Linked DNA regions of Homo sapiens: region 1 is linked to region 2. Evidence: read pairs that join two places in POLR2A ChIA-PET (ENCODE). Cell type or tissue: endothelial cell of umbilical vein. All regions are shown on one strand. Each heading gives the region's core, and the rest is flanking DNA. Links, peaks and the distances in the headings are about the cores only. Region 1 overlaps NFKB1 (nuclear factor kappa B subunit 1). Region 2 overlaps NFKB1-AS1 (NFKB1 antisense RNA 1).

The links. ChIA-PET counts read pairs that join two places held together with the same protein. Peaks named below come from ENCODE experiments on the same cell type or tissue, not always from the same donor. Only the 100,000 strongest peaks of a DNase experiment are listed, where the experiment ranks them.
Region 1: POLR2A ChIA-PET joins it to region 2 with 8 read pairs; 7 of 35 experiments call an interaction of 5 or more read pairs at or near these places.

The regions. Positions count from the first base shown.
Region 1 is chr4:102,536,746-102,542,134 of GRCh38, forward strand. NFKB1 (nuclear factor kappa B subunit 1) reads left to right here. Exons shown (of 24, transcript NM_003998.4): 5 at 1,113-1,211. Among named protein-coding and RNA genes, the nearest start is that of NFKB1-AS1, 37 kb to the left of the region's middle. In endothelial cell of umbilical vein, for the core only: no CTCF peak of the experiment used is centred there; no DNase peak of the experiment used is centred there.
Region 2 is chr4:102,417,896-102,423,284 of GRCh38, forward strand. It overlaps NFKB1-AS1 (NFKB1 antisense RNA 1), which reads right to left. Exons shown (of 5, transcript NR_136202.1): 3 at 1,802-1,899; 4 at 1,369-1,464; 5 at 707-1,093. Among named protein-coding and RNA genes, the nearest start is that of SLC39A8, 75 kb to the left of the region's middle. In endothelial cell of umbilical vein, for the core only: no CTCF peak of the experiment used is centred there; a DNase peak (open chromatin) is centred at 2,846.

The DNA of each region.
Region 1 (5,389 bases), core at 112-5,111, 120 kb after region 2:
GTGCTGTATATGCAGAGTTGGTCCCACAATAGAAACAAAAGGTGAGAATGTTCCTTAAAAAATCTTAACGTATTTTCTTTTCACCAAAAAGTGAATCTGTAAAAAGAAAATCATCTGCTTAAGCGACTATGTGGTTATAAACTACTAACACTACCACAAATTGATTGACATCATTATAAAGTTGAATCAGGAAATACAGCGAAACCTCCCTTAATATGATGATGAGGTCATAATTATCCTTGTTTTATTCTTTGTATACAAATATGAATAAGTTAACTTTATAAATCATAAAAAGTTAGAACTGGAGTAGACCTTAAAGATGGTCTGGTATAATCTTCCCTTTTGTACAAATGAAAAAATATGACACTTCTTAGGTGTTTATCAGCCCACAGTAGTTTATATAGTGAAGGCTTCCAGCTAACTTCATTAATTAACTATATCTATAAAATTTCTGGGTTAGATAGTATTTAAGGGAACTACCTAGTTTTGGAATCATTCTGGTAGGTTAATATTCAATCTTGAGCTTGACCATATTAATAATCATAAAAACAAAAATCTTATCCTCTGAAATGCTGAGAGAAGCTTAACAGATGCAGGGTCTAGCACAGGGTGTGTTCTACAACGCTGAAACAGTATATCTAAATAAACATGTCTGTAGTCCCTGCTGAACCAGCTGTAATCAGAGTAGATAAAGGAATGTCTTTAAGTAAGAGTCAAGGAAGCATAACTTTTATTAATATGGTACAGTTCAGAGCTTGGCAGCAGCAATTTAAGACAAGGAAGCTCTGACTAGAACAAGCCGTAACATGTTAAGTCTAAAGCCTAAACTCTTCAGCAGATTACTCTCCACACATGCATAGCATGAGAGGTTCCATGGGCTTAGGTACCTGGCTTTTTAGCCATATCTTAGTGTACAAATATCAATTAATACCATTTTTCGTAGTAAGATTACGGGAAAAGTGATTCTTGTTTACGGAGCCCTCTTTCACAGTTTCATGTTTTTCTTCTCTCATTTAGTAGACATAAGATTTAAAAATTTGTATGTACCTTTGTTGCCGTAATTTTTAATAAGTATTTCTCAAACTTAATTGGCTTAACGTTCACCTTTGCAGAGAGGATTTCGTTTCCGTTATGTATGTGAAGGCCCATCCCATGGTGGACTACCTGGTGCCTCTAGTGAAAAGAACAAGAAGTCTTACCCTCAGGTCAAAGTAAGTTTGTGGTAGCTCTCCTTCTATTTGAATTCTGGAAATTTTGATTTCCTACGATTTCCAAGGAATTGCTTTAAATGAGTACGGGTTGCCTTCGCTCCTAAGCTGAAGTGTTCACATGATTATTAAAATTTTTAAATAGAAATTTGTCTCCTAGCAATAGAAGTGACAGATACTAAAACTTTGTTAACATTTCAATTTAGTAGAAATGTCTTCAGCATTAGCTAACAAACTTACTATTTCTTGATCATCTTAAATATTTTTAAAAATTGGATACTTCCTGAAACTTTAGTAAGTCTTTGAAAGAAATGGTTGATTTTGACTCTTTGGAGATTTAGTGAAAAACCAAACAAGTGACTGAGTGTATGGATTATATAGTATATTATTTAAGATTATGAATTTGGATCCAGACTTTGTTATTAGCTGTGTAGCTTTGAATAGGTTTAACCAATACTTCTAAACTTCAGTCTCTTAATGTATAAAATACAAAAATATTAATAGTATATACTTCATAAGGTCCTTTAGAGATTAAATGAGAAAATGTGTACATGTTCCATAGAGAGCCTGAAAGTACCCTAGGGCCTTGGCCTGAGCAGATGTGTGGCCCTCTTGGAATGAACTGCTACGTGACATGCTGGTGGTGTATTTGGTCATACCTTTTACCATGTTCAGGCTGTTTGTTTATTTGAGAATATTTTTCTTTAAGTTAATATGAGACTTTTAATTTCATAATATGCTATGTTTCATAGACTGACTGATGATAAACATAGACTGGTAATCATTTTGCAGATAAACGCAGTCAACAATTGTAATTTAGTTTTTTATAAAAGTTATTATTTAGTCAGTAATTCAAGGCTTGGACAAAATAGTTCTCACTATGTGTGTGTGCCCCTCAGGGTGTAACATACTTTTGGACTCAGTCTTTTTATTGGTTTGTTTTTGTAAGTAGATGAAGCTCAGTAGAGCAGGCCCTCAGCAAAGTTGTGATGTAAAGAAATCTGGCCGGGCTCGTTGACTCATGTCTGTAATCCCAGCACTTTGGGAGGCCGAGGCTAGCAGATCACAAGGTCAGGAGTTCGAGACCAGCCTGGCCAATATGGTGAAACCCCATCTCTACTAAAAATACAAAAATTAGCTGGGTGTGGTGGTGTACACCTGTAGTCCCAGCTAGTCAGGAGGCTGAGGCACAAGAATCGCTTGAACCTGGGAAGCGGAGGTTGCAGTGAGCCGAGACTGTGCCACTGGACTCCATCCTGGACAACAGAGCGAGACTCTGTCTCAAAAAAAAAAAAAAAAAAAAAGAAAGAAATCAGTCTTTGGTTTTGCCAGCCTTGCATTTTGTTTCTTCCTTTTCCTCTTATCCATCTTCTAGGCCCAGGCCTGTTAAATTTCTTATCCTTATTCCCAAACAAAAGACAAAATGTTGTGACGTCGTTCTTTACCTTTCAAGTGAAACTCACCCATTATTTAGTATGGGTACTACTAGTCATAGTTGCATTTTAAGTCTCTTAGCTCCAATTGTGGAATGAAAGATGTTTTTTCTATTAAAGGTAATTAGGCGGGTAAATATGATGGCTTAAGTCCACAGAAGCAGACCACGGTCTTATGGCCTCACATCCTTTAGAACCTTGATGAGGAATGAGGAGCAGCAATAAAGAACTAATTTGCACTTATTAAACACCAAAGACTTGCCAAGTGGTTTGTATAACATTATCTCTTTTAATCTCTTAGAAATCTCAGTAGGTAAAAAGTGCAATGCCTGTGAACCCAAACAGACTCAGAGAATGGAATTATAATAACTGGCCTTTCTCACAAGACTAGTGGCTCTATATCCTGCAGCAGGCTATTGCTCACCGAACCTCTCAGATATAATGTGTGCATTTGGGGTACTGGGGGCAGGGAGATAAGGGACAAATTATGGGCAGACAATGGTGTAAAAAGGCATGGTGAATGATAACTCTTGAAAACAAGGGAGAGAGAGGCTCACTGGTCAATGGGTACTCAGGTATTGGGGAAGCCAGGCCCAGCACTTACCTTTTTAACACATGTGTCTGTGTGTCACATGTATAAATATTGTGCCTTTATGTATGTGTATATTTGTGAGAAGGGGATTGAAAGACACATGTTATCAGCATTGACACTGACTATAATGACTGAAGAATTAACTTTAAGCGAAAAACTGGGAGTTTTTTCTGACTGGCTTGGCACAAAAAATATAAATTATGGTATTTTGTTTACTTCTATTGCTCTAGTATTTTGTGACTAAGTAACAATTCTTGATACTAACAAACACATGGCATTAACTTTCTTATAAATTTATTGGCTAAGAAAAAACTTTATACATCCATTTATTCCCAGTCTTCATACATCTTTCTCATGTAGAGGTTTCATCTACTCAAAAACATATTGCTGCCTCAGTCACAAAATAATTTACAAATGAAACAACTTAGTGGGCATTAGATGTTCTTGTAGAATGAAAGTTTCTATATCAAGGAGTTTAGTACTTACTGGGAAATATAGATATGTAAACGACTAATAATAAAGCAGGTTCAACTACAGTCACATTATTTCACCAAATCATTTATTTTTTATTCACTAATTCAGTATCCATTTATAAGCATTTAATCAACTTGTAAGAGGAGGAGGAACTTAGAGGTTAGAGAATATGACTATACAAGCTGTCATTGTTCCCTTAGCTTGTCATTGTTCACTGAAAATTGAAATGGTTCTGCTGTTCCTAACAGTTATAGGAAGTAATTTTATTTATCCAAGAAATTCTTAATTGGAAGGATGGGTAGGAGAGAAAGAAAGAGACAACGGCCAGGTATTTTTTTTTTCCAGAGCTCTTCTCCAAATATCCCTTTTAATAGTTATTTCTGCTCAGGATGACCTTTAAGTTTACAAAGGAATTTTAAATCCCCTTTCCCTCTAATGTTTAAGCAGAGGAAAAAATTGTTCTCCATGCATCTTTCTAATCAGGAAGACCTTTAAAATTGTGCATGTCTTTTCTGTGGTACTTTACTAAGCACCTGCTCGGCGAGAGACTGTAAGGGAAACAGTGGGATAGATACATCTAAAGTTTCTCAAACTTGGCATTATTGACATTTGGGGCTTGAAAATTCTGTGTTGTGGGAGGCTGTCTGACACGTTATAAAATATTTAGCAGCCTCCCTGACCTTGACTCACTAGATGCTAATAGGATTCCTATAATTGTGACATCCAAAAAGTCTCCACATTGACAAATGTCCCCTGGGGGGCAAAATCACCCCTCTTTGAGAACCACTGATGTGGATGCAACAAAGAATCAACCTTAACCTTACCCATTTGCATACTTTTCTACTATAAAGTTGTCTCGCATAGATTACGTAGAATTGTCCAAGTGTATTATTTTATAAACGTGCCTTTCTTGGTTATTAGTAGATATTTCTTATTTTCAAGATGGTGATCATGGTGTCTGTATAATTTCTGTTAGAATATCAGAGTTAGTGTACCTGGATACTAAGGAGAAAGATAGAAAAGATAAAATATGTATCTTCAACATTTTGTATTCTGTGATGACCCTAAAAGCTAATGTGGGAGTTCTATTGACTGTTATAAACTATTACAGAAGAAAAAGTGAAAGTGGAGAGTTAGGTCCACTGTGTGTGAACAATGGGAGGGTCTATGGAATGATGCTTTCAGGTAGGCAGAGGCCTCGTGGAGGGTGGCCCCACACTCACCCCCAGAATCCAGAAGCCATTCCCACAGGAACTTCAGAGGGAGAGCATTTACATTTACAGGAAAGAAATGATACTTCTGAGCCTACATTTGCCACATATTCATTAAGTGCATTTGTTCAGGCATTACAGTAAAATGCCATGGGCTGTGCTTTTCCTCAGCTACAGCCTCTCTCCTTCCAACCTCACACCCTGTCTTCCTGTCATGCCTTTGTGAGAGCGCCACCACTCTGCGGTGCCTGGAGAGGAACCTGGAAACGCTGATAGTTCAGTGCATACTCGGTCATATGGAGACAGCAGGAAAGAGTCAGGGGCCAACTTGAAAGATTTGGGGCCTGGCTGTGGTTTGCAGGCTGTAGACACCAAACTATACTTTATAGAACATGTGAAAATATAGCCTGTATGGGTTACTCTCTTACTGATTGTCTAGATTTGATGCCTTACATTAAATCATTTTAAAAC
Region 2 (5,389 bases), core at 191-5,190:
CTTCCTTTCCAAGCCTGCATTTTCTCATCTATAAAATGAGTTTAGGCTGAGGGCTGAGCACAGTAGCTCATATCTGTAATCCCGGCATTTTGGTAGGTCAAGGTGGGAGAATAGCTTGAGGCCTGGAGTTTGAGACCAGCCTGGGGAACAAAGACCCCCTCTCTACCAAAAAGAAAAAGATTTTTTTTTCAAGCAGCTGCGATATGGTAGTGAGCACCTGTAGTCCCAGCCTCAGGAGGCTAGGGTGAGTTGATTGTTTGAGCCCAGGAGGTTGAGGCTGCAGTGAGGTGAGCTATGATCATGCCACTGCACTCCAGTGGGAGCAACAGAGTGATACCCCATCTCAAAAAAATTAAAAACAAAAATAAAAGAAAGTGAGTTTAACACATACACACCCCATAAAACCACTGCGAGATTAAATGACCTATTGTAAGTAAAGTAAATTTAAAGTACATGGCACGTGGTAGGTGCTCAATAAAGTGTATATAGAGTCATCATTGTAATTATCTATGAGATCTAGTGGGGGCAAGCATAAAAGGATTATCTTCTCTATATAGAAATATCAAAGGAAGACTTCCCAGAGAAAGTAATAATCTGAGTTTTTAAAAATGAGTAGTTTATCCGGCTGATAGAGAAAAATGTATTTGAAAGTGCAGTTCGGGTACAGAAAACAGCATGGGTAAAGATAAAAAGACATAAAACCAAATTGCAAGTTAGAGCACTATATTTAATTCAACATGGTTGACCTAGAAATGGAAGGAATAGTGAATTAGGATATGGTAAACACTGTTTATCACAAAGACCCAAAATAGCAGTGGCTTAAATCTGATAGTTTATTCTTCTTTCACATGAACGTTTGAGCAGCTACGGTTCCTCTTCTCTACAGAATCATCAGAGTCCTTGGTTCCTTTTATCTTTGTCTTCATCCACATAGTCCAAGGTAGCTCACTACCAAGTCCACATTCCAGTCAGCGGGAAGGAAGACAGCAAAGGATGGAATCATCACACTTTTCAAGGACAGAAGCCAGAAGTTGAACATGTGCCTTCTATCCATATCCTCTTAACCAGGAGTTAGTTACATGGACACTGTGACCTGCAAGGGAGCCCAGAAAATGTGGTATATGCCAAGATGTTATTTTCCCATACCAAATTCTTAGTTGCAGATTTTTACATTTTTGTTCCAACACTGCCAAAATTTTACCATAAGAACTCTTTTATCAATAGTATTTCTAAGGAAATTGCTATGTTTAATACACCACAGTGTCTGCCACTAATTACTTATTCACCCAAAACTGGCTTCTCTTAGTATGACTACAGTTGGGCTCGCTGATCTGTGCACTCAGTAATCTGCCCCATGTGCTCTCTTACCTCATGTTCACTGTGAGGAGAGGAGGATCTTTATCTCATTTGAACTGAGGGAGAAGAAAAATTTCCACATCGGGTGTCTGAGCAACAACGGGTTCCCTATTGAACAGAAACCCAATGCCAAGATATTGCCAAAGTAACCCTTTCAAATTCTCCCTAGGTCAGAAGTTTATTGTCTAATTTCATAGCCATTTGATGGAAGTTGCAGTTACCATTTTAAATGTATAATGTACATTAGAATAGATAATTTACCTGTGTCATAATTAATTTATAAACTACCTGGCAGAGCGAGGTGGCTCACGCCTGTAATCCCAGCACTTTGGGAGGCCGAGGCAGGCAGATCACAAGGTCAAGAGATCGAGATCATCCTGGCCAACATAGTGAAACCCTGTCTCTACTAAAAATACAAAACTTAGCTGGGCGTGGTGGCACATACCTGTAATCACAGCTATTTGGGAGGCTGAGGCAGGAGAATCACTTGAACCCGGGAGGCGGAGGTTGCAGTGAGCCGAGATCATGCCACTGCACTCCAGCCTGGTGACAGAGTGAGAGTGCGTCTCAAAAAAACAAAAAACAAAAAACAAAAAAAACAAAAACTACCTGACTAAACTAGAAATTAAAAAGAAAAAAAGTCTAATTTTTCAAAGTAAGAGTGCGTACATATTAAATGCATTTAATGTCACAAGAAAAATTTTATCCATAAAAAGATAAATGACATTTCATCAAATAAAATCAAGAATCTGAAAACTATAAAGCTAAATATGGCAACAACTAAGTTCATTATTTCTTTAAAAATAATAGACACCAAAAGTCTCTTTGAGTTAGGACAAAAAGTCAATTAACAAATGAAATAATTACTATAATTTAATTATAATACAGAATATCTAATGATATTGAAGTAGGTGATTAAGCCTAATAGTAATAAGTAATAAGAACTTGTGCCTTGTACTAGGTTCTAGGAGTAAAAGAAAAAAAAAAGTATATGACTGTATTTTCTTTTTTTTTTTTTTTTAATTATAAGACAATGTATTGTAGACCCAGCTGCCTAACTCAGTGATTCTCAATCTTCTTGCCCACTAGAATAACCTTGATGGTTCCAAAAAATATATACCAATGCCCAGGTCAGACTTCAGCACCATATAAACAGACTGCCTAGAAGTGGAGCCCAGATGCCTAGGTGATTCTTATATGCAGCCCTGGTTGGGAACTACTGCCCTTACTAGGCTATGAGCTCCTTGAGGGAAAAGACTGTGTCTGGTTTATCCCTAAGCTCATCATAGTGCCTGACACATATAGATACTCAAATGTTCAATAAATGAATGGATGAGGGGGTGGATGGGTGGATGGATGGATGGATGCATGGATGGATAGATGGATGGATAGATGGTTGAAAGCTAGCATTTCCTGCTCTCAAGGTACTTATTATCAAGTAAGAAAAATACAACTTAAACACAGATAGTTAAGTAGACACAAGCCAGTAGATGTCGCATGATTACCACTGTATTTCACAACAGAGATTATGATCTGAAGGAAAGCCTAATTAAATGCTTACAAGGGAGAACTTTCATTTATAAGCCAAACAGGAAAGGCTTCAATTACACTGCTGATTAACACTTAATTTTAAAAGAGAAGGAAGGAGTCATCACATAGATCTTAACACTTAAAAGGAATAAAAATAAAAATGCTATTAGCAATGAGGGAATGCAAAGACTAAACCTTGGAAGTGAATTTTTGAGTGCTGTAAGCCCTGTTTTAATACCACCTTCTCTAGGACAGACCATGTGTCTGGTTTTGTTGGACTGGATTTTGTTTGGCTTGGTTTTATGGTAACTTTTCTCCCCTGTTATTATTTCCAGGTCACCAGGCCATTCTACTCTCTTTGAATCTACAATCAGTGCTTTCATCCAGATAGATGATCCAGTATTTGGATATTAATCTTTCCAGGGCACTCAGCCAGAAGCATTCTTACCTAACTCCTCCACACCCTAGTGCCACTTAGCATCTAAATTGAGCCCAGATCCTTTGGTACCAAACACTGCTCACAAGGGACTATGCAAATTAAATGACTCCTTTTGAACAACTGGGTATTTATAATTAATATACCTCCCAATGTAAATTAAATGAATAAATATGTTGTGGAAACAAATTACATTTGGACAAGAATCTTTTTTCAGGTCAGCTTGTATATTTATGTCTGATGAGGAAAGAGAAAATTCTTAGTTTCCTTGGGGAGGAAGTTATTAGAAAAATTTGAAATGTTTTTCAGCATAAAATTACATAACGTATCCACTCAAAAACATCTCTAACAGAGTACGGCTTATCAGAAAACAAAAAATTATATTCAACTAGACACAGTAGGCAAATAAAATTCAGGCACAGAAATTGAAAAAATGATTTAAAGTTAGAGCTAAACCAAGATGCAAAGATTATGCCTCATGTTTTTCAACTTTTGATAAGTAATGTACCAAGGTTCTAGAGGCCTCTCATTCTCAGAAGTAAGACCAATCTGGGGAGTGTTCTAACTCCCCTCTGATTCCTGACTGATAAGAACCAAAAAGGAGGGCCCGAGACCACATATGGTACCACCTTTGGTGCAGCCATCAATGACAACTTCCCAAGCAGCAGAGCTGACACCTGGTTCTTATTCTATCTCTGTCATCACATGTGCCAACATTTGACCCAAGCACTAAAAGAACTTTGATCAACAACACAGCAGTATTCCTCAAGTACTTGATCCTTCCTCCCTTCCAGGAGGGGAAACTTTGCTGGTTCCCCTCCTGGTTTGCTGATTCAACATCTCTGTTGGCCTTTTTCACCTCACTTCTTAAGTATTTGTTTAATATTCTGTCCATTTGCCTTTTTTACGGCCTCCAAAAAATGAGTCTCCAGCATATCTTCTCTCCTTTTTAAGGTTCAGATCAAAGTCTCCAAATGCCTTCTGCTTATCTTCTCTTGGATATTCCAGTATCCAAAACAAAACTTGATATCATCTTATTGTCAAATAATCTGGTCCTCTTTTCCCATCTTAGATTCATGATCTTACCATTCCTTCAGTCTTCCAGGCTACTGGGTTGACAAATGTTCTGGATTCCATCTTAAAACTGTATCTCAGAATTAACCTCTGAGATATGTCCCCACTTTCCGTCTCTTTGCTCAGGCTCTCATTACTTCTCATCCAGGCTAATTCAAGAGTCTGCTAACTGATCCTCCTACTACTTGTCTTTTCCCCACTGTCACAATCATCCTCCTGGGTTTTCTTCTTAAAGAACAGCAAAATGTAATTTTGTCACAGTCCTGCTTGTAAATTTTTGCTGACTGTCCCTTGCATACAAGATTAAGTCCAAACTTGGCCTGGCTCGGTGGCTCACGCCTGTAATCCCAAAACTCTGGGAGGCCTCGGCCTGAGGTCAGGAGTTTTAAGATCATCCTGGCCAACATGGTGAAACCCTGTCTCTACTAAAAATAGAAAAATTAGTTGGGTGTGGTGGCACACACCTGTAATCCTAGCTACTCAGGAAGCTGAGGCAGGAGAATTGCTTGAACCCTGTAGGCGGAAGTTGCAGTGAGCTGAGATTGCACCACTGCACTCCAGCCTGGGAGACAGAGCAAGACTCCATCTCAAAAACCAAAATCAACAACAAAAGAAAATTTAATCAGAAGGGCCATACCAGGCCTTTCTCAATATGACCCACTTTGCTTCACCAGGTGAGCTCTCTGACACGACTCACCACACTCTTAAATGAATTTCTCTCTTTATTCCCCACACCAGCTATGCCTTTCCTATATTTTACATGTGTTGTATCTTCTGTGTAAAATATCTGATCTTCCCCACTCTACCTACACCTCAACCTGGAAAACTTCTATTTTTTTTTTTATTTAAAAAATAGATCAAATGTCACCTGGCTAGAAAGTCTTCTCTAATTTTCTCAAGGTTTAATCCACCCACATTTGATAAGAACAAGCACGTAATTCCAAGATCCTCGGAAGCATCCTGCTATAAAGTATGTTCCTTGCAACAGACATG